3 separate regions of the Homo sapiens genome follow, and regions 1 and 2 are each linked to region 3. A link is an interaction called in ENCODE POLR2A ChIA-PET data of the cell type or tissue named here. Cell type or tissue: OCI-LY7. All regions are shown on one strand. Region 1 overlaps VILMIR (virus inducible lncRNA modulator of interferon response). Region 2 overlaps SUZ12 (SUZ12 polycomb repressive complex 2 subunit). Region 3 overlaps UTP6 (UTP6 small subunit processome component).

Region 1 (8,000 bases), 220 kb before region 3:
TTGAACTGGGGAAATAGCCAGTGTAAATTTGGAGGAAAATTCAAACTCCATAGCTGACTTGAAAAATGTCCGCATTGACCGGGCATGGTGGCTCATGCCTGTAATCTCAGCATTTTGGGAGGCTGAGGCAGGCAGATCATGAGGTCAGGAGATTGAGACCATCCTGGCTAACATGGTGAAACCCTGTCTCTACTAAAAATACAAAAAAATCAGTTGGGCATGGTAGCGCACACCTCTAGTCCCAGCTACTTGGGAGGTTGAGGCAGGAGAATTGCTTGAACCCAGGAGGCAGAGGTTGCAGTGAGCTGAGATCGTGCCACTGCACTCCAGCCTGGTGACAGAGTGAGACTCTGTCTCAAAAAAAACAAAAAAAAAAACAAAAACAAAAAAAGAAAAGAAAAATGTCAGCATCCAGGGACTGTATCCACCCGGATGATACCCCATTGGGAGGGGGCAGCATCAGCACCGTGCCTGCAGAGGCTTAGGTGTACTTGTGTTTATGTTGATAGTTTATGGCTGTCTGGAGCATAGGCCAGCTCCAGCCCCACTCCCTGAACATCACCAAATTCCAAGCAGTGTGTCTCCGTGAATCTGCTGCTGCTGCTTTTTTTTTTTTTTTTTTTTTTTTTTTAGACAGAGGGAGTTTCTCTCTGTTGCTCAGGCTGGAGTGCAGTGATGTGATCTCAACTCACTGCAATTTCCGTCTCCCAGGCTCAAGTGATTCTCCTGCCTCAGCCTCCTAAGTAGCTGGAATTACAGGCATGCACCACCACACCCAGCTGATTTTTGTATTCTTAGTAGAGATGGGGTTTCATCACATTGGCCAGGCTGGCCTCAAACTCCTGACTTCAGGTGATCTGCCCGCCTTGGCCTCCCAAACTGCTGGGATTACAGGCACGAGCCACCACGCCCAGCTGTGAATCTGCTTCTATGCTGGCTGTGTTTTCCTGGTCACAGCAGCCTCAGGCTCAGTGAAAGTTCACTTGCTGTAATTATTCAGGTTTCATTGGTTCTCCCTTATCCCCCTGCAAAGACCCACTCTCCCTCTAAGTACTGATGGCAGCCTCCAGAGGGTATCTCAAATGTGCTCTTAAACTAGTCCTTTCAGCCACCACGTGGTGTCCTCTGAGCAGGACCGCCTGATCTTCTGGGCACCCCTCGCCCAACATGACCACTGCCTCTAGGCATCGCCTCCCAGGCTGGACACCAGGGGCCAGAGTTGTTCACTGCTCCCTTCACACTCCACAAAGGCCTTCCTGAAGCAGAGCTGTTCGTATTTCCACAAAAACACCTTCCCCACCTCCCCCTACCAAAAAAAAAAAAAAAAAAGAAATCACCCTTCCCCACCTCCCCCACCAAAAAAAAAATCACCCTTCCCACCTCCCCCCAACCAAAAAAAAAAAAAAAAAGAAATCACGCTCCCCAAAAAGAAAGAAAGAAAGAAATCACCCTTCCCTTTTTCACGTGTGGCTTCCATTCTCCTTATGCCCCTGGTGTGAGTCCCAGAGGCTGAGTGATGGCTGCCACACTGAACTCAAGAGTCCCTCCTCCCCTACATCTCTACATCTCTGAAGCTTCACTTGGACCCAGCTTGTCATACCCAACCCTATTCCATTAAGAGAGGTGTCTCCCAGGAGGCCACTGAGGCAGTAGACCCAGGCAAGTCTGTCCTGTCATGTTGCAAGCAGCTCCTGATGTGGCTTGACCCCAGGGGCTAAACAAGGATACACAGCTTCATCTAGAGTAGAATGAACCCCAATTCAATAGCCTCATGGAGACCGGGGACAGACCAGGCAGCAGAATGGAGGTGCAAAGCCTCCTAGGGCTCGAGGACTGGAAAGCGGATTCCCTGGGGAAGACACATGGAGCTAGGGAATGGCAGAAGCTGAGGATCAAGCACCTCATACACCCAGACTCCACATGTGGAAACCGCTGTTCAAACTAACGATACCAGGTTGACTGTGTCAGCCCCTGAAGGAAAGCTGGCATAAATAGAGCCTGGAAAACCAGGCTTATCTTTGCCCAGTAGGCAAGGTAAATATTTAGTCCCAGCCCTGGAATCGTGCCTGGTAGTTCCATTCTTTGCTATCAGTTTTCCTTTTATTCACTCATCCTGCAAACATTTGCCACCTGCCCTCCCTCTATGTGGCCAACCTTGGCCTGGGCACTTCGATGCTCTGATGGCTAAGACGTGATCCCCTATTCTTTTCCTCAGGGAGTCTTGCTGGGGGAACAGACAGGGGGCAGAGATCAGGTCAGGCCTCACAGGCTGGGTCTTGGCTGGCACATAGACTTCACAAGAGGAAGCAAGACTACAGGGAGCAGCCAGGGAGAGTGCTCCAGGGCTAGGGTCAGCACCCGTCCCAGCCTCCCTGACTGGCCTGGTGATTTCTGCACCCATGCTTCCCTGTAAGCGTGGACGTAGAAACACAGAACAAGAAACACTTTGAGGCCAGCAGCACTCAGTATAAGGGAAGCAGCAAGGACTGCTGGGTTTGCAGATCTGGGTTCAATTCCCCATTGCATCATTCATTCACTGGCAAGGGACAAGTTGCTTTACCTCTCAAGTTTCTTCAGAAAAGCAGTAGAATGTAGCAATTGTAAGTGGGCGGACTCATGTATCAGACTTTCTGGGTTCAAATCTCAGCTCTATCTGTTTTTTGGGGGTTTTGTTTTCGTTTTTGAGATGGGGGTCCTGCTTTGTCACCCAGGCTGGAGTACATTGGCACGATCTCAGTTCACTGCAACCTCCACCTCCCAGATTTAAGCAATTCTCCTGCCTCAGCCCCCTGAGTAGCTGGGACTACAGGCACACACCATCATGCCTGGCTAATTTTTGTATTTTTAGTAGAGACAGGGTTTCGCCATGTGGCCAGGCTGGTCTCACTCCTGACCTCAGGTGATCTGCCCGCCTCGGCCTCCTAAAGTGCCGGGATTACAGGCGTGAGCCACCGTGCCCAGCGGTAGTCATCTAACTTTCTAAGAACACATTGTGGCCTAAAGCTCAATGCTCTCTTTGTTGTTCTCCATTACTACAAAAGGTTTAACTAATTTTTAAACATACATTACATGCTGAATTATACTTAAATAGAACATGCTCATTGTAGGAAATGCCAAAAATATGAAATGGAAATCAACTACAATTCTACTATGCTAATTGGTTATTTTTCAACGATAAAAGCTGATCCAGTTGGTTATTTAGAGGAAGAGAATTTAAGTAGCTCAATGACCCAGGCACAGTTTTTGCATGGTACTTTACTTAATTCTCCAATACGTAGTGTTCTATCACATGAAAATTCATAATGAAATTTTCCAATTGCCCTATATTAACATTTTTAGTTTTTTACATTGCCCCAAATCAGACCACTTAACACTTTTGATTATCCATTCCTGTTTTGATTTTGTTCTTTAATTATGATTATACTGTATATATAATTTTATACACAGACAAGCTTGCCCTTGAAAATATTTATTCTTCTGATTGTTTTTTGTTTTTTTTTTTCTATTTTTATTTTTTACTCTGGGAAACATTTCTAATTCAACATACTTTATAAAATCATATCTCACATTGCCTTTTAGGGGACTAAAGATTGTTATCTGTTATTGTACCAAAACACGAGAGAGCAAAAAGGGATTTGTCTATTTTAATGCCATGATTCATAAAAGGAAATGAAGGGGGGGAGTAAGCTGGCTGAAATTAATAAAATTTCCTATGATTTGATATATATGGAGGAAAGAGTAAGACCGTGATTGTGTTATTGCAATTACTGATCCTAACTCCTGAACACTAAAACCTTTCTAATAAAAAAATTACACATTTTTCTAAACAGATCTAATAGAGAAATACTTCCAACTACCAGATATGAATAAATATAATTCACAGTAACTAAGAATGCTTTTTTCTGCAGATGAAGTATATTTGTGCCCAACACTATTTATATGTGAGAGCCTATCATTCTCCAAAAATATGCACGAATTCACAGGAATATTGATGCAGAATATGTGAGAACAAGCTTGGATGCAGCTATCTGGGTGTCTTAATTAAATATAAACATTCTATTTTTAAGCAAATGGAGAATGGGGAAAATTAATAGGATTATATGTATGGCAGATAATGTATGCAGAAGAGCAGAACTCAGAACCAGGCACTTAAAAGTGTACTTGCAGAATCTTACCTAACAATTTTATCTAAGTTAAAACTTAAAAGGCACTGCAGTTGGCCCTCTGTGGCCAAAGGTTCCGCATCCTTGGATTCAATCAACCTCAGATTGAAAATACAGTATTCTCAAGATGCAGAACTCTTGGATGTGGAATGCCAACTTTTCATATCAGCAGGTTCCATAGGGCTGACTGCAGGATTTGGGCATCCACAGATTTTGCTATCTGCAGAGGGCTCAGGAAGCAATCCCTGAGAATACTGAGGGATGGCTATATTAGAAAACACAGGTGGTATTTATTAAACATGCACAGAATACATCTAGCAGGATGAAAAAATAGCAATAATGATTGCCTCTGGAGAAAGGAGGTCAGATTGGAGATTATGAAGGAGAGAGATTCATTTTTCACAGCATACCTTTTTATACTATTTAAACTTTTAAGGTATGTATGTTTTTAAAACTTAAATAAAAAGAAAAGCAGAGTTGAGTAACAAAATAAATAAGGTGACATTGAATTATAACCTAATAAATAACCAGTTATAACCCAATGAATATAAAATAAATATCCATGAATATATACTCATAGAAATAAATGTCTGAAAAAATAAACGAATAAACAAATCTCCTGTGCAGAAAAAATCCAAATAATTTATGTAGATATTGCCCCTTCAGGAAGGTAGAACATAACTCCCCACCCACTAAGTGTGGCTGTTTACAGTGACTTACAGTATTGGGGGTTTGAGGAGATGGGGGAGGATGTAGGGAAACCTGACAAACACTGCCTCACCCAGAGGACCAAGGTTAACATCATCAGTGATAAGTCACGACGACAGCATGCACTCTTGATAAGACGAGAACTGCACATCACCTCTGTGGTCTTCCTCCCCAAAATGCAAAAACCTAGGCTAACCATGAGAAAAACCCATAAGGAGGGCTTTCTACAACATACCTAACCAGTACTCCTCCAAACTGTCAAGGCCATCAAAAACAAGGAAAGTCTGAGAAACCGACAGTCTAGAGGAAAACATGATGACTAAATATCATGTGGTATAGGATCATGAGGCAGAAAAAAGACATCAGGTAAAAACTAAGGAAATCTGAGTAAAGTATGGACTTGAGTTAATAACAGTGTGTCAACACTGGCCCATTAGTTGTAACAAATATCCCACACTAATCTAAGATGTTAATAACTGGGGCAACCAAGTACAGGATATACGGAAACCCTCTACTATCTTTGCAACTTTTGTACAAATCTAAAATTATTCTAAAATTTAAAGTTTTATTTTTTTAAAAAGGCAAAAAGTTCAAAAAATATTATTTCTTAAAAGCTGGAATGCCAAAAAAGTTTAAAAAGATACTTGAATTAAAGAAAAAAACTAACATTTTGGGGAATATTAGTAATGACCCAAGGCAGAAATAAAACACTAAAATGTATAGCATCCCTAATTTATGTGGGAATGAACAAGGTTCTCTTCGGAAAATGAAATATGGAGAACTAAAGTAAAATATACACACAGCCATACACTGCACAATGTTTCAGTCCACGAGGAACCACATACATGACGGTGATCCCATAAGATTTTATGTAGTACCTTTTTAAATGTTTAGATATGGTTAGATACACAAATACCTACCGTTGTGCTACAGCTGATCACGGGATTCAGTACAGTCACAGGACATACAGGTTTGCAGCCTAGCAGCAATAGGCTATGCCATATAACCTAGGTGTATAGGAAACCATACCATCTAGGTTTGTATAAGTGTACTCTATGATGTTCACACAATTGGGACATCGCCAAATGACACATTTTTCAGAATGTATCCCCATCATTAAACAATGCATGACTGTACTTGAAAATTTTAATCTATTTTTGGCCAGACACGATGGCTCAAGCCTGTAATCCCAGCACTTTGGGAGGCCAAGGCGGTTGGATCACGAGGTCAGGAGATCGAGACCATCCTGGCTAACTTGGTGAAACCCCGTTTCTACTAAAAATACAAAAATTTAGCCGGGCGTGGTGGCGGTGGGCACCTGTAGTCCCAGCTTCTCGGGAGGCTGAGGCAGGAGAATGGCGTGAACCTGGGAGGCAGAGGTTGCAGTGAGCCAAGATTGTGCCACTGCGCTCCAGCCTGGGCGACAGAGCGAGACTCCAAATCAAAAAAAAAAAAAAGAAAGAAAAGAAAATTTTAATCTATTTTTAAATTTTGCAGTGATTTCATACCAACAGTTTAGCTCAGACTTAACAAAAATAAAATGAGAAAATGCCCCTCTTGCCATTAGCTGTTGCCAGAAAGGATTTGATACTGCCCCGAGCCTTATCGGTCAGGTCTTCAGTTATGTCCATGTGTCGGTGGATTTCTTCATGCATTTCTTCCAGAATTTTGCAGAGTTCTGCTTCCCAATAATCTTTGTCTAGACAGTCAATTAATTCTGCAAGCTGAACCTTTGCACTGTAGTACCAAATTTTATTTTCATTTTCATTTTCTGTATCTTCTTCTCTTTAAAAATGGGGGGAAATACATTATATGTTAGACATAATGCCACTTATCTGACAGCTGCATCTACCCAGTGAAAAGTTAAAACAAAGCTTATGCACTAAAACTCAATATATGTGCTCACAAGAGATCCCTGCAGGTCTTACTCAAACTTGATTTACTCTGAGAAAGGACATCTAAAAAACTTGATACAGAGAAAGATGACCTCAAAATTCAGAGCCACATGAGAGTACTTTGTGGAAGCCAGTTTCAGCTACATCTCAATCAACTTTAAGATCATCAATGTAACAATATGATGAGCCGAATGTATTTAGAATTATTTTATTTTAATTATTTATTGAGACGGAGTTTTGCTCTTGTCACCCAGGCTGGAGTGCAGTGGCGCGATCTCGGCTCGCCGCAACCTCCATCTCCCGGGTTCAAGCGATTCTCCTGCCTCAGCCTCCTGAGTTGCTGAGATTACAGGCATGCGCCACCACACCTGGCTAATTTTTTGTGTTTTTAATAGAGACGGGGTTTCTCCATGTTGGTCAGGCTGGTCTTGAACTCCTGACCTCAGGCGATCCACCCACTTTAGCCTCCCAAAGTGCTGGGATTACAGGCGTGAGCCACCGTGCCTGGCCCGCTTCACCCTCTTTACAGCAGCCTGTCACTCTCCCGATCTCAGTGATGATGCTCTAAGTGGTTAAGAATTGATTCTGGAGCCAGGCTGCCTGGGTTTGAACCCAGGTCTGTTTATTAGCTTGGTGATCCAGAGCAAGTTATTCTGCTCTGTGACTCAATTTCCTCCTTTTAAACTGGGGATTATGCTAGTTACCATTTCATAGGATTGTTGTGAAATTTAGGTGAGTGAATATATGGAACACTTCATCAGTGCCTAGCATATGTAGGAGTGTTGGCTGTTAACATGATTACTCTGTCCTTTAGTTATGTCCAGAACTCCTCTTTGTCCCTGGCTTTTTATATGTAGCACTCATTTTGTGACAAACCCAGGACCAAGTATGCTATTGTCCGCAGAACATGAAGATGATAGGAGGGAAGAAAGAGAATAGGCATAAAAAGGGCGGTGTATATAATTAATTCCTGAAAGATAATGCATACCATCGGTGCTAGAATTTACCAGAATCTGTGGTCCTTGAGGTGTGGAGATCAGGGAAAGCTACATGGATAAGCTAAAAGTTTACTTGGGTCTTAAAGAGTACACAATGAGGTATGGAAAGCCATTGAAAGTTTCCAAGCAAGAGAGATTAAATGATTAAAACAGGAAGATTATTTTATTTTATTTTGTTTTTTTTTGCTTTATGTTCAAGTATAGACATGCAAAGGATTATTTTAGAATCCATACGT
Region 2 (8,000 bases), 100 kb before region 3:
GCACCACTGCACTCCAGCCAGGGTGAGAGAGAGAAACCCTGTCTCAAAAAAAAAAGTAAAATAAAAATGATAGAACACTGCAACTTGGGCCTTAAACTCAGCAGAAAGTTAACTCTATTTGTAAATGTTTTTTCCTCTTAAAAACTGGCTGGGCGCGATGGCTCATGCCTGTAATCCCAGTACTTTGGGAGGCCGAGATGGGTGGATCTCCTGACATCAGTAGTTTGAGACAAGCCTGGCCAACATGATGAAACCCTGTCTCTACTAAAAATACAAAAATTAGCCAGGCCTAGTGGTTGTGTGCCTGTAATGTCAGCTACTCGGGAGGCTGAGGCAGGAGAATTGCTTCAAACCGGGAGGCGGAGGTTGTGCTGAGCCGAGATCACGTCACCGCACTGCAGCCTGGGCGCGGTGGCTCACACCTGTAATTCTCAGCACTTTGGGAGGCCCAGGTGAGCAGAGCACGACGTCAGGAGGTCCAGACCATCCTGGCTAACACGGTGAAACCCCATCTCTACTAAAAATACAAAAAAAGTTAGTCTGGGCCTGGTGGGTCACGCCTGTAATCTCAGCACTTTGGGAGGCCGAGGCAGGCAGACCATGAGGTCAGGAGATTGAGACTATCCTGGCTAACACGGTGAAACCCCATCTCTACTAAAAATCCAAAAAAAAAAAAAAAAAAAAAAAAATTAGCCGGGCATGGTGGCCGGCGCCTGTAGTCCCAGCTACTCGGGAGGCTGAGGCAGGAAATTGGCATGAACCCAGGAGGTGGAGCTTGCAGTGAGCTGAGATCGCACCACTGCACTCCAGCCTGGGCGAGACTCCATCTCAAAAAAGAAAACAACAAACAAAACAAACAAACAGAAAAACTTATATGTGAGTTATAAAAAACATAGTTCCTGGGCTGGGCACAGTGGCTCGTGCCTGTAATCCCAGCACTTTGGGAGGCCAAGGCGGGCGGATCACAAGGTCAGGAGATCGAGACCATCCTGGCTAACAAGGTGAAACCCCGTCTCTACTAAAAATACAAAAAAAAAAAAAAAAATTAGCTGGTCGTGGTGGCAGGCGCCTGTAATGCCAGCTACTCAGGAGGCTGAGGCAGGAGAATGGCATGAACCAGGGAGGCAGAGCGTGCAGTGAGCCGAGATTAAGCCACTGCACTCCAGTCTGGGCAACAGAGTGAGACTTCGTCTCAAAAAACAAAAAAACAAAAAAAACAAAAAAAAACAACTTAGTTCCAAAGCTCTTTGTAGTTGTGATTCCAAAATCTTAAAAGCTAATCTGAAAACCAATAGTTTTCTTGTAAGTTTCTGGCAAATTTGTTTAGTGGAAAAACTTGCTCTAACTTACCATGAGGACCCCACTTCAAGATGTTATATATGATATCTATACTATGTACCATATCACGCTTCAATTTTTTTTTTCAATTCAAATTTCTAGGCACACTTGGCACAAAGGTTCTGGATAAAGAATTTTTACTACTACTTCAACACAAGACTTTACACTTAATATAGGAGAACCTTAATTTACCATGATTCATAACCTACCCAATAAGCCAGATAATATTCTGAAAGGCTAATCACATAGAGGCCAGCAGAGGTGGCTCTCACCTGTAATCCCAGCACTTTGAGAGACTGAGGCGGGCAGATCATGAGGTCAGAAGATGGAGACCATCCTGGCTAACATGGTGAAACCTCGTCTCTACTTTTTTAATTTATTGACTTACTTTTATTTATTTTTTTTGAGATGGAGTATTGCTCTGTCTCCCAGGCTGGAGTGCAGTGGTGCAATCTCGGCTGCAACCTCCACCTTCTGGGTTCACGCCATTCTCATGCCTCAGCCTCCCAAGTAGCTGGGACTACAGGTGCCCGCCACCACACCTGGCTAAATTTTTTTGTATTTTTAGTAGGGACGGTGTTTCACCGTGTTAGCCAGGATGATCTCCATCTCCTGACCTTGTGATCCGCCCGCCTCGGTCTCCCAAATGCTGAGATTACAGGTGTTGAGCCACTGCGCTCGGCCAACCCTGTCTCTACTAAAACTACAAAAAATTAGCCAGGTGTGGTGGCATGCGCCTGTAGTCACAGCTACTCGGGAGGCTGAGTCAGGAGAATCATCTGAACCCACAAGGCAGAGGTTGCAGTGAGCCGAAATCACGCTACTGCACTCCTGCCTGGGCAACAGAGCAAGACTCCATCTCAAAAAAAAAAAAAGAAGAATCACATAAAGCAAAACACAAATGAATTAATCTAAAGCACAAGACCTAACTCTGCAAACCATTATTTTATTATTTTGATTGCAATGTTTTCTTACCAATAGTTTGAGTAGGTTTAACTGAACCAGGCTTGTTTTCCTGATGGAGACTCTCTGAATTTCTAGTGGCAAGAGGTTTGGCAATAGGAGCCGTAGATTTATCATTGGTCTCTCCTGTCCAACGAAGAGTGAACTGCAACGTAGGTCCCTGAGAAAATGTTTCGAATGGAGGCAGCCTCTAAAAAATAAAAAACATGCAAAGACTGGAGACTCAGATAATGAATTCAAATAAATTGTAGAAATTAAAAAAAATTCATTATAAGTCAATGTGGATTTGCCTTAATAGATTTGTCTTGAAAATCCAAATGCTGACTGAGACGGCTAGGCAAACAAAGTAAAAGTATGGACCAGACACTGTAGAACTTGAACTGGAGAGCACAGGCTGTCTAAAAGAGGCGACCACTGATCAGCAACAGGTGAATTGTTGCCATGTGAAAACACTCGTCCAACACAGACAGATTTTCAGATTTTTCCAAATAGGTCAGAAATCAAAGTTATCATGGGAAAATTTCCCATTTAGGTTGTTGCTAACCAGTTCAAATGTCTTTTTTTTTTTTTGAGATGGAGTTTCACTCTTGTCGCCCAGGCTAGTGTGCAACTGGCATGGTCTCAGCTCACTGCAACCTCCCCCTCCCAGGTTCAAGCAATTCTCCTGTCTCAGCCTCCCAAGTAGCTGGGATTACAGGCACCTGCCGTCACGCCCAGCTAATTTTTTGTGTGTGTGTTTTTAGTAGAGACGGGGTTTCATCATCTTGGCCAGGCTGGTCTTGAACTCCTGACCTCAGGTGATTTGCCTGCCTCGGCCTCCCAAAGTGCTGGGGTTACAGGCATGAGCCACCACGCCTGGCCTTGAAATGTCTTAAAAATAAAATTGTGGTACCCAAAGCCCACCAGCATGCAACCTTTGCTCTTAGGTGACCAATTACTTTTTTTTTTGTAAATTGAACAGCTTTTCAATTAGTAATTTTCTTTGACTTCTCTCAGTTTCACTGACAATGACTGCCAGTGCTTCCCTTCTTTGATTTTACAACACTGAGCTATTGAAAATAGCTAACTTTTAGCCATCTGACCGAATCACTCAACCATCCTCAAGAATTTACCTATTAAGCTGATGATCCCAAATTGGTTCTGCATTCTTATCCTTACACTTGAACTGTAAACTCGTATCTCCAATTGCCTCTTGGACACTGCCAGTTGATCTCAATGTCACCTTGAACTAAAACATGTTTAGAAGTGTATCCAGTATCTTTTCTTCTAAAACACTTTCCTTCTCACGTTATTTTTGTTCTTGTCATTATCATTCTACTAGTGACCCTAAGCTAAAAATTTTGGAATTATATTTGACTCCTATCCTTTCGTTTCTCATGCAATTACCAAGTCCTTTTTAAAATGTTTATCATTTCTTCCTTGTCCTTCAAGGATCACAAAAAAACAAAAAAACAAAAAAACCTTTGTTATAGATCAGTATTGCCTTACTACTAGAGTATCTCAGTTGTTCTACTTGCTTCTGATTTTTACTTTCCTATTCAAATATAGGAGAGATCAAGTAGTCTTCAATGAGCTTCAATTTATTTTACTGCCACAGAGGCCTAAACTCCTTCTATATCATTATTACAAAGTAATCCTCTTAAAACTATTTAGATTAGAGGACCGGGCGCAATGGCACACGCCTGTAATCCCAGCACTTTGGGAGGCCGAGGAGGGCAGATCGTGAGGTCAGGAGTTCGAGACCATCCTGGACAACATGGTGAAACCCCGTCTCTACTAAAATACAAAAAATTAGCTGGGCATGGTGGCTGGCGCCTGTAATCCCAGCTACTTGGGAGGCTGAGGCAGGAGAATCGCTTGAACTCGAAAGGCAGAGGTTGCAGTGAGCCGAAATTGCACCATTGCACTCCAGCCTGGAGACAGAGCAAGACTCCATCTCAAAAAACAAAACAAAACAAAACAAAAAACTACTTAGACTAGAATGTAGTAAAAGTGTGTTCAGAGACTAGTTTGGACACAGCAGTCCACAGGAATTTATCTTATAAAATACTTGATACAGGTTCAAGTATAATCACTATTAACATTTTTGACAAGATTAAAAAAAATCAAATAACCCAATTATCTATTAGACCAGCACTGGTTTAGTCAATTAAGGAACCCAAACAAAACAAAACAAAACAAAAAATCTCAGAACTTTTAAAAAGAAGTAAATCTATATGCTCTGACTTAAAAGGATGCCCATTTTACAGGGTTAAGAGCTTCCAGATAGGCCGGGCACAGTAGCTCACACCTGTAATCCCAGCACTTTGGGATGCCGAAGTGGGTGGAAAACCTTAGGTCAGGAGTTTGAGACCAGCCAAGACAACATGGTGAAACCCCCAGGCCTGGTGGCGCATGCCAGTAATCTCAACTATTCAGGAGGCTGAGGCAAGAGAATTGCTTGAACCCAGGAGGCAGAGGTTGCAGTGAACTGAGACCGCGCCATTGCACTCCACCTCTGGGTGACAGAGCGAGACTCCATCTCAACAGAAACAAACAAAAAAAGGCCAGGCCGGGCACGGTCGCTCATGCCTGTAATCCCAGTACTTTGGGAGGCCGAGGCGGGTGGATCACAAGGTCAGGAGTTCGAGACCAGCCTGGCCAACATGGTGAAACTCCATCTCTACTAAAAATATGAAAATCAGCTGGGCATGGTGGTGCACACCTGTGATCGCAGCTACTCAGGAGGCTGAGGCTGGAGAATCGCTTGAACCCGGGAGGCGGAGGTTGCAGTGAGCCAAGATCATGCCACTGTACTCCAGCCTGGGTGACAGAGTGAAACTCCATCTCAAAAACAAAACAAACAAAAAAAAAACAAAAACAAAACCAACAACAACAAAAACTCTTCATATATATAATCCTTATAGTCTCATGAATAAAAACATACTTTAAAACAAGAAATTTAAAATGAAAAAGATCATAAAGATAAATCCATGCAGAAAACCCAAACAGTATAGATAAAAATTATTTGAAATCTCATCACCTGGAGTTAACCACTATTATAAATTTTAGAAACAGGGAAAATATATATATATATATGTATACAGTTATGTAAAAATTTAATATGGAAATCTTGTAAACTATCATCCTTTTTAATAGCTTTTTAGATTTAACATGTTTCTAATGTTTCATTATTTAAAAAATGCTGAGAAAACCTGTTACCTACATCTTTTGTTAACAAGTTACTACACTGTGACAAAAATATAAAATTTGAATTGTTAAAGACTATATATACAATTTTAACTTTATATATATTGCCAGTCTGCCCTATAGTAAGACTGTATCAACCTTTTTTTTTTTTTTTTTTTTTTTGAGACAGAGTCTTGCTCTGTTTCCCCGGATAAAGTGAAGTGGCAAAATCTCAGCTCACTGAAACCTCTGCCTCCCAGGTTCAAGTAATACTCCTAAACCTCCCAAGTACCCAAGTAGCTGGGACTACAAGCACCTGCCACCATGCCTGGCTAATTTTTGTGTTTTTGGTAGAGATGTGGTTTGACATGTTGGCCAGGCTGGTGTCAAATTCATAACCTCAGGTGATCCACCCGCCTTGGCTTCCCAAAGTGCTGGGATTACAGGCATGAGCCACTGAGCCCGGCCCCAACTTACTGTTACATCAAAATATTATTTGAGAGTATATGTGTCCTCACGTCCCTAAAACACTAGAAACTGTCAAACTTTTAATCTTTGTCGAACTCTCAAAAGTATCTCTGCATTTGCATGCCTTTGAGTACTAATAAGGTTGAGTACTGCTTTAAAAGTCTGCTGGCCATCTATATTTGTTTTTTTAAGAACTGCGTGAGAGTCCTTGACACATATTTCTTATTAGACTGCGTATCTTTTTCTTGTTTTATAATTCACAATATTATGTATTCATATTAGCATTTTGTGTTACAGATACTTCCCCCATTCCATAATTTGTTTGTAACTTTAGATATTTTGCAGTATAAAAATGACTAATTTTAACCCGACAATTTTTACTTTATGCTTTCTTACTTTTCAATCATCCTTAGAAAGGTCTTCCTCACTGCAGTATATTAACATTCACCTATTTTTTTTCCATGCTTATGAATGTTCATTTTTACATGTTTATGAGCCTTGCAGAATGTATTAGGTCTAAGATTATTTCCAGATGACTGGAGAAGAGTTGTCACAATTAATGAACAGTTTCTCTTTCTCACATAGCTATACCACCACCTTTATCATGAACTAAATTTCAAATATACATCAAACTATTTCAGGACTATGCCTGAATGATATGCTTGAATGATATGCTTGTCTATTCCTATGCTTATACCATAGGGTTTAAGTTCTCTTAACTTTATGGTATGTACTACTGTATATCGTATATCATACTAAAACTGGTAAGTAAAAATTCTCAAAATATTTTTCTAAAATTTCCCTTAGTATTACTAAATACTTATCCTTCTAGATTGACTTGGAACTAATTTTAAGGCTTAAAAAAATCCTTATGAGATTTTGCATTGGATGGTAACACTGATCTAACATATTTAGAAATAAAAGACATCGTTACAGTTTTGAATCTACCTATTTAAGAAATGCATGGATTCCTCTTTATCTCTTAAAAGAGTTATCTTAAGTACGCTTAATCTAAATTCTGCAGATTTCTTGATAAATGTATTACTAGTCATCCCTTATTACCTGCCATTACAATGAATAGAATTTAAAATAGCCGTTAACATTTATTGAGCACTTATTGTATGCCAGGCACTGTACTAAATATTTTATTATTTCATCTAATCCATCAATTCTATGTCTCATGTTACAGGAGAAGAAACTGAGACATGGATAAGTAACTTGCCAAACGCCACATAGCTAGGAGCAGACATTTGAATCAGGCAGTCTGGCTCTCAAAGTATGATGCCTTCCGTGTGGCCGGGTGCAGTGGCTCATGCCTGTAATCCCAGCGCTTTGGGAGGCCAAGGTGGGCAGATCACAAGGTCAGGAGTTCCAGACTAGCCTGGCCAACATGGTCAAACCCCGTCTCTACTGAAAATAAAAAAAAATTAGCCAGGCGTGGTGGCACGCAGAATCACAGAATCACAGCTACTTGGGAGGCTGAGACAGGAGAATCGCTTGAACCCGGGAGGTGGAGGTTGCAGTGAGCCGAGACCATGCCACTGCACTCCAGCCTGGGCAACAGAGCAAGACTCCCCCTCAAAAAAAAAAAAAAAAAAAGAATGATACCTTCCGTTAAATGCTCTGACTAGATCATTTACTTGTGTTTTTTAAAGTATAAAAAACAAAGGACTCTACTTCCAACATGAATTAGCATTTGGGGAAGAAAACATCAGTCAAAAATGGGAGTTCATAACTATAACGTGCTCAACCTTCTAAGTAGTCCATACCTTCCCATCAAGAATAGTCTCCCATGTTGCTCTTTTCTTGCTTATTGGACATTCTTCCATTTCCTGCATGGCTACTTCATATTCCCCATCTAAAAGCTGTAAGCGCCTGTTAGACAAACACATATACTTTAAAGTAACCTGTGTTATTACTATAAGTACACAAATTCTACATCTTTAGATTTATACTAAAACCATTTATTAAATTTATAAACTAGCTTACATACCCAACAAGATTTTAAAAATACAGCTACACTCCAGTCCTGATGAAAGCAATTTTAATGATGTACACTAAAA
Region 3 (8,000 bases):
GAGAAGGAAGAATTTGAAAAAGCCAGTATGGATGTGGTAAGGTTCTAATTATTTTATTCTCACTTGCTAACGATGTATAACATTTTGAGCCTGCTTAGGAGTAAGAGAAAATATTTGGAATATATTTTTCTTTTTTTTTCTTTTTTTTTGAGACGGAGTCTCGGTCTGTCACACAGGCTGGAGTGCAGTGGCACCATCTTGGCTCACTGCAACCTCTGCCTCCGGGTTCAAGCTTTAATGTTTAATGTTGTTACATTTTGAAACTTCCAGATGAGTTAGTGTTACTTATAAATGGACTTAGTTAGGAAAATGAAGCTTTATGCTATAAAAATAGATATTTGGACTAATTAATGTGGTTCTCAAAATTGTTACTTACAGAATAGCCAAATACTATTCTTTAACGCTGTATGATCTCATAAAGTGATATATTAATGGATTCAAGGAGCTTGAGAAAGGTTGTGAAATGTGTGGTTTCCTGGCCTTCTTTCTTTCCCTTTTTATATAATTTTTTATATGACAGAATAATTAAAAGATTTAGAATGTTAGAGCTGAGAAGAAACTTTGCTATTGTCTGTTATTGTGGTTTCCAGCTTAGAACTTTTTTCTCAGACGGAGTGTTGCTCCTTGTCGCCCAGGCTGGAGTGCACTGGCACGATCTTGGCTCACTGCAACCTCCGCCTCCCGGGTTCAAGTGATTCTCCTGCCACAGCCTCCGAAGTAGCTGGGATTACAGGTGCCCGCCACCACTCCCGGCTAATTTTTGTATTTCTAGTAGAGATGGGGTTTTGCCATGTTGGCCAGGCTGGTCATGAACTCCTGATCTCAAGTGATCCGCCTGCCTCGGCTTCCCAAAGTGCTAGGATTATAGGCATGAGTCACCACGCCAGGCCAGGACTTTTTTATTCAAATAAAATGTTACAGAGAAGCGCAAACAAGACATGTAAAATCTGACCTGTTTTGGTCCAAATGGAGAGTGAGGCCTTAAGCCATGTGATCTTGCCACCACTCTTGGAGCCTCAGAGAACACAGTTGGAAGGTCAGTGATCTTGTTCAAGCTGCACACTTTACAAGTGAGGGAACTGGCCCGGAGAGAGAGACATGATTTACCAGTGGTCATATGGCACAGGTAGTCTAGGATTGTTAATTTTCGTCCTAGTGCTTTTCCTCCTTGTACTACCTGTTAAGTTACGTTTGATATAACACTCTTTAGGAGAATCCTGATTATTCTGAAGAAATCCTTAAGGGCGAGTTGGCATGGATCATCTACAAAAATTCTGTAAGCATAATTAAAGGTAGGTATCTTTTGAACATTATTTTTGGTAGGAAAGTGAAACATTCTTTTCTTAATGAAGATCTTTAGCTAGTTTTGAAATTTTCCATTAGAATGTGTATAAAACTCTGTAGGAATAGTGTCCTGTTTCTTTCAGAAAATACTTATTTTTCCTAGGCTATAATTGAACATTTCAGTAACTTATTTATTTTTTGAGATGGAGTCTTGATCTGTTGCCCAGGCTGGAGTGCATTGGCGTGATCTCGGCTCACCACAACCTCTGCTTCCTGGGTTCAAGTGATTCTCCTGCCTCAGCCTCCCAAGTAGCTGGGACTATAGGTGTGTGCCACCCTGCCCAGCTAATTTTTGTATTTTTAGTAGAGACGTAGTTTCACTATGTTGGCTAGGCTGGTCTCGTACTCCTGACCTTGTGACCTGCCCGCCTTGGCCTCCCAAAGTGTTGGGATTACAGGCGTGAGCCACCATGCCTGGCATAAGTCTCTTTTTAAAATTTATATTCTACTCCCATTTTTTTCCCTTAAATTTTAATAGGTTTGGGCCGGGTATGGTGGCTCATGCCTGTAATCCCAGCACTTTGGGAGGCCAAGGCAGGTGGATCACCTGAGGTCAGGAGTTTGCGACCAGCCTGGCCCACATGGTGAAACCCCATTTCTACTAAAAATACAAAAATTAGCTGGGTGTGGTGGTGGGCGCCTGTAATCCCAGCTACTTGGGAGGCCGAGGCAGGAGAATTGCTTGAACCCGGGAGGTGGAGGTTGCAGTGAGCTGAGAGCGCCTGGGCAACAGAGCGAGACTTCATCTCAAAAAAATAAAAATGTCAATAGGTTTTTGGGGAACAGGTTTAGTGGTGATGTCTGAGATTTTGGTGCACCCATCAACGAGCAGTGTATACTGTACCCAGCGTGTACTCATTTATCCTTCCATGTTTTTTTTTTGAGACAGGGTCTTACTCTGTCACCCACGCAGGAGTGCAGTGGTACAATTATGGCTCACTGTAGCCTCGACTTCATGGGCTCAGGTGATTCTCCCATTTCAGCCTCCTGAGTAGCTGGGCATGGACCTCTATGCCTGGCTAGTTTTTGTACTTGTAGTAGAGATGAGGTTTCACCATGTTGTCCGGGCTAGTCTTGAACTCCTGAGCTCAAGTGATCCTCCTGCCTTGGCCTCCCAAAGTGATGGCATAACTGGTGTGAGCCATTGCACCAATCCTCAGTAAGTTCTCATGGAGTAATTAAATCGTGGGGAGTTGAAAATTAGTTCTTTTTTTATGAATACTCCAAAGATTAACAATAGCTTTGCTTGAGTAGGGGGACACTGGGGTGAGGGGACTATGGGATGACTTTTCTTCTATTTTATTCTATTTCTCATTTCAAAAAACAAGAAGATTAACTCCAGTACATGAAAAGAATGCTACTTTTAAAGTAAAGTGATTCTTATTGGCAATAAACTTCCCCTCCCCTGCTTTTTAAATTTAGGTGCAGAATTTCACGTGTCACTGCTTTCGATTGCACAGCTATTTGACTTTGCCAAAGATCTACAAAAAGAGATTTATGATGAGTAAGTAAAGTTAGTAGAAAGGTGAATATATCTATTTCTGATCTTGAGATTAAGGGTTTGAGGTTGGATATTTAGTAGAAGAGAAAGAAGATACCACACTAAATCCCTGGAATAAAAGCTAATATTGGCCGGGTGCAGTGGCTCACACCTGTAATCCCAGCACTTTGGGAGACTGAGGTGGGTGGATCACCAGAGGTCAGGAGTTTGAGACCAGCTTGACCAACATGGTGAAACCCCGTCTCTACTAAAAATACAAAATTAGTTGGGCGTGGTAGTGCATGCCTGTAATCCCAGCTACTTGGGAGGCTGAGCCAGGAGACTCGCTTGAACCTGGGAGGCGGAGGTTGCAGTGAGCCAAGATCCCACAATTGCACTCCAGCCTGGGTGACAAGCAAAACTCCATCTCAAAAAAAAAAAAAAATTAATATCATATTACGTTAAAAAAAAATTTCCTGGCCCAGTGTAGTAGCTCACACTTTGGGATCCCAGTACTTTGGGAGGCCAAGGCAGGTGGATCCCTTGAGCTCAGGGGTTTGAGACCACCCTAGGCAACACGGTGAAACCCTGTCTCTACAAAAAATAAGCTAGGTGTGGTGGTGCATGCCTGTGGTCCTACCTACTCTGGAGGCTGAGGTGGGAAGATCACCTGAGTCTGGGAGGTTGAGGCTGGAGTGAACTGTGATCCTGCCACTCCACTCCTGTCTGGGTCACAGAGTGAGACCGTGTCTCAGAAAAAAAGTATCTTCCTGATTGAGTTCTTTGATTCACTTACTGGGGGAAATAGTTTATTCAATAAAAAAAAAAAATCTAGCCAGGCACGGTGGCTTAAGCCTGTAATCCCGGCACTTTGGGAGGCCGAGATGCATGGATCACCTGAGGTCGAGAGTTTGAGACCAGCCTGACCAACATGGAGAAACCACGTTTCTACTAAAAATACAAAATTAGTCGGGCGTGGTGGCGCATACCTGTAATCCCAGCTACTCGGGAGGCTGAGGCAGGAGAATCACTTGAAGCCGGGAGGTGGAGGTTGCAGTGAGCCAAGATTGTGCCATTGCACTCCAGCCTGGGAAACAAGAGCAAAATTCCATCTCAAAAAAAAAAAAAAAATCTAAAGCTTATATAAAATTCTAAATTCTATTTTCCTGGCATTTATCCATAAAATGAGAGTTATACTCATATGTTTATAGTTGAGTGCTGGTAATTTTATTCTTTTTATTTCTTTATTATATTTTTATTTATTTATGTTTTTAATTATAGAGATGAGGTCTCACTATGTTGCCCAGGTTGATCTTGAATTCCTGAGCTCAAGTGATCCTCCTGCCTTAGCCTCCCAAAGTGCAAGGATTACAGGTGTGAGCCATTACACCTGGCTGGTAATTTTATTCTTTAATGTCTGATTATATGGTTTAACAATTATTTGTAAGCTTCGGCAACATGGCGAGACCTGTTTTTACAAAAAATAACAATAAAATTAGTTGGGTATGGTGACATGTGCCTGTAGTCCCAGCTACTTGCGGGGCTGAGGTGGGAGGATCCCTTGAGCCTGTGAGGTTGAGGCTGCCGTGAGCTGTTATTGCATCACTGCACCCCAGCCTGGGTGACAGAGTGAGACCCTGTCTCAAAAAAAGAAAAAAAAAATATTTTTAGCCTACCTTGTGGGTACTTCCGTTTTTTGGTAACACCTCTTCCTTTGACAGGAGGGGAAATGGAACTTGAATCAATCTGTTGTTTGGATATCTTCAGGGTTTTGAGAGAGGAGTAGGTTGTGCTTTTTCTCTATTATTTAGAAAATGAAGAACCCTGGGCTGGGTGTGGTGGCTTACGCCTGTAATCTCAGCACTTCGGGAGGCCGAGGTGGGCGGATCACTTGAGGTCAAGAGATTGAGATCATCCTGGCCAACATGGTGAAACCCCGTCTCTACTAAAAATAGAAAAATCAGCTTGGTGTGATGGCATGCACCTGTAATCCCAGCTACTCAGGAGGCTGAGGCAGGAGAATCGCTTGAACCTGGAAGGTGGAGGTTGCAGTGAGCTGAGATCGTCCCACTGCACTCCATCCTGGTGACAGAGAAGACTCTGTCTCCAAAAAAAAAAAACAGATGCAGTGGCTCATGCCTGTAATCCCAGCACTTGGGAAGGCCGAGGCGGGCGGATCACCTGAGGTCAGGAGTTTGAGACCAGTCTGGCCAACATGGTGAAACCCCGCCTCTACTAAAAATACAAAAATTAGCTGGGTGTGGTGTCACATGCCTGTAATCCCAGGTACTCCGGAGGCTGAGGCAGGAGAATCGCTTGAACCCAGGAGGCGGAGGTTATAGTGAGTTGAGATCGTGCCACTGCACTTCAGCTTGGGCAACAAGAGAGAAACTCTGTCTTAAAACACACACACAAACACACACACACACACAAACGAAAATGAAGAGCTCAGCTATAATAAAGTTCTTTAGGCTGGGCACAGGGGCTGTAATCCCAACACTTTGGGATGGACTATTGCTTGAGCACCCAGGAGTTGGAGACCATCCTGGGCAACATGGCAAAACTCTGTACAATAAAACTACCAAAATTAGCTGGGTATGGTGGCATGCACTTGTAGTACCAGCTACATGGGAGGCTGAGGTGGGAGGATCACCTGAGCCTGGGAGGTGGAGGCTGCAGTGAGCCATGATGGCACCACTGCACTCCAGCCTGGGTGACAGACCCTATCTCAAAAACAAAAAAAAGTTCTTCAGGTCTCTTGGAGTCTTGTGTTGTCACAGATAACTGCTGATTTGACTTTGAGAGCTAACTTGAAAGTTAACATTTGTGAATGATACCTGAAATATTCTGAAACTCAATAAATGTGGGACAGCTCTGGCCAGGTGCAGTGGCTCACACTGTAATCCCACCCAGCACTTTGGGAGCCCAAGGCAGGAGGATCACTTGAGGTCAAGAGTTTGAGACCAGTCTGGCCAACATGGTGAAAACTCATCTCTCCCAAAGAAATACAAAAATTAGCTGGGCGTGGTGGTATGCGTCTGTAATTCCAGCTACTTGGAAGGCTGAGGCAGGAGAATTGCTTGAATCCAGGAGATGGGGGTTGCAGCGAACTGAGATTGTGCCACTGCACTCCAGCCTTGGTGGCAATGAGATTCTGGCTCAAAAAAAAAAAAAAAAAAAGTGAAAAAGTGGGACAATTCTGATCCATTGACAAAATTTCTACAGTTAGTGAACATATTCTGGAGAGCCTGTTGGGAAATATATTTTTTTTTTTTTTGAGACAGAGTCTCGCTCTGTCGCCCATGCTGGAGTGATGCGATCTCGACTCACTGCAACTTCTGCCTCCTGGGTTCAAGCAATTCTCCTGTCTCAGCCTCTCTAGTAGCTGGGACTACAGTCACATGCCATCATGCCTGGCTTATTTTTGTATTTTTAGTAGAGATGGGGTTTCACCATATTGGTCAGGCTGGTCTCGAACTCCCGACCTCAGGTGATCCACCCACCTCAGACTCCCAAAGTGCTGGTCTCCCAGTGGCGTGAGCCACCGGGCCCGGCCTGGGAAATAGTTTTTATGGTACTGCAGTTGTTACAGGGATGTCCTGTGTAGATTTTTTAAGCACAGGTAACTGTTTCTCTGATATTCTGAGTCAGTTTCTTGTTGTGGGATTGATAACAGTAAATTGTATTTTTCAGCCTTCAGGCTCTACACACAGATGATCCTCTCACTTGGGATTATGTGGCAAGGCGAGAATTAGAGATTGAGTCACAGACAGAAGAGCAGCCTACAACGAAACAAGCCAAAGCAGTGGAGGTCGGCCGGAAGGAGGAGAGGTGCTGTGCTGTGTATGAAGAGGCAGTGAAGACTCTGCCAACAGGTGAACTTCACCAAACCATGGTGTGATATAGAAGGAATAGTATCCCTGATTGTGAAACTTAAGCTCCTGTTCCCATTGCCAAAATCAATATTGGGGATGTCTCTGTAACATAGTTTACGATGAGCCTGGCCTTTTTTTTTTTTTTTTATTGGGAGGCAGAGTCTTGTTCTGTCACCCTGGCTGGAGTTCAGTGGCTCGATTTCGGCTCACTGCAACCTCCACCTCCCGGGTTCAAGCAATTCTCCTGCCTCAGCCTCCCAAATAGCTGGGACTACGGGTGCCCGCCACCATGCCCAGCTAATTTTTTTGTATTTTAGTAGAGACGGGGTTTCACTGTGTTGCCCAGACTGGTCTCGAACTCCTGAGCTCAGGCGATCTACTTGCCTTGGTCTCCCAAAGTGCTAGGGTTACAGGATTACAGGCGTGAGCCACCGTGCCTGGGTTTTTTTTGTTTTTTGTTTTTTTTTGAGACAGAGTCTCACTCTGTTGCCCAGGCTGGAGTGCAATGGTGTGATCTCGGCTCACTGCAGCCTCCACCTCCCAGGTTCAAGCGATTGTCCTGCCTCATCCTCCCGAGTAGCTGGGATTACAGGCGTGTGCCACGATGCCTGGCTAATTTTTGTATTTTTAGTACAGACGGAGTTTCACCATGTTGGCCAGGCTGGTCTTGAACTCCTGACCTCAGGTGGTTTGCTCACTTTGGCCTCCTAAAGTGCTGGGATTACACGCATGAGCCACCGCATTTGGCCGTGCCTGGCTTTCTAACTTGGTCTTGGCTTTCTAACTTTTATGACCTTCCTCCATAGTAGTGGTATTTATGTTCATCTATTTTGGGGGAAGCTTAGGAAATAATTTCTAAGATTCTTCAATTATTATTTCTTAATTATCTATGTTTTTTTTTGAGACAGGATCCTGCTGTGTCACCCAGGCTGGAGTGCAGTGGCGCAATTTCAGCTCACTCCAACCTCTGCCTCCTGGGTTGAAGCAATCCTCCCGCCTCAACCCCCTGAGTAGCTGGGTCTACAGGCGCATGCCTCCACGCCAGGCCAATTTTAATGTATTTTTTGTAGAGATGGAGTTTTGCCATGTTGCCCAGGCTGGTCTTGAACTGCTAGAATCAAGTGATCTGCATGCCTCGGCCTCCCAACTTGCTAGGATTACCGACATCCTTAATTATCTTTTTGAGACAGAGTCTCACGCTGTTGCCCAGGCTGGAGTACAGTGACACGATCTCGGGTTACTACAACCTCTTCCTCCCAGGTTTAAGCAATTCTCCTGCCTCAGCCTCCCGAGTAGCTGGG

The links. Peaks named below come from ENCODE experiments on the same cell type or tissue, not always from the same donor. Only the 100,000 strongest peaks of a DNase experiment are listed, where the experiment ranks them.
Region 1: POLR2A ChIA-PET joins it to region 3 with 15 read pairs; 2 of 35 experiments call an interaction of 5 or more read pairs at or near these places.
Region 2: POLR2A ChIA-PET joins it to region 3 with 13 read pairs; 3 of 35 experiments call an interaction of 5 or more read pairs at or near these places.

What each region holds. Positions count from the first base shown.
Region 1 is chr17:32,095,499-32,103,498 of GRCh38, reverse strand. VILMIR (virus inducible lncRNA modulator of interferon response) reads right to left here. Exons shown (of 3, transcript NR_199605.1): 3 at 3,238-6,656. Among named protein-coding and RNA genes, the nearest start is that of VILMIR, 16 kb to the right of the region's middle. RefSeq lists an enhancer at 1,706-2,511. In OCI-LY7, no CTCF peak of the experiment used is centred here; no DNase peak of the experiment used is centred here.
Region 2 is chr17:31,982,811-31,990,810 of GRCh38, reverse strand. SUZ12 (SUZ12 polycomb repressive complex 2 subunit) reads right to left here. Exons shown (of 16, transcript NM_015355.4): 9 at 7,707-7,812; 10 at 2,314-2,491. Among named protein-coding and RNA genes, the nearest start is that of LRRC37B, 21 kb to the left of the region's middle. In OCI-LY7, no CTCF peak of the experiment used is centred here; no DNase peak of the experiment used is centred here.
Region 3 is chr17:31,879,272-31,887,271 of GRCh38, reverse strand. UTP6 (UTP6 small subunit processome component) reads left to right here. Exons shown (of 19, transcript NM_018428.3): 8 at 1-36; 9 at 1,211-1,292; 10 at 2,767-2,848; 11 at 6,518-6,699. Among named protein-coding and RNA genes, the nearest start is that of UTP6, 18 kb to the left of the region's middle. In OCI-LY7, no CTCF peak of the experiment used is centred here; a DNase peak (open chromatin) is centred at 4,481; H3K4me3 peaks cover 828 bases; H3K27ac peaks cover 3,504 bases.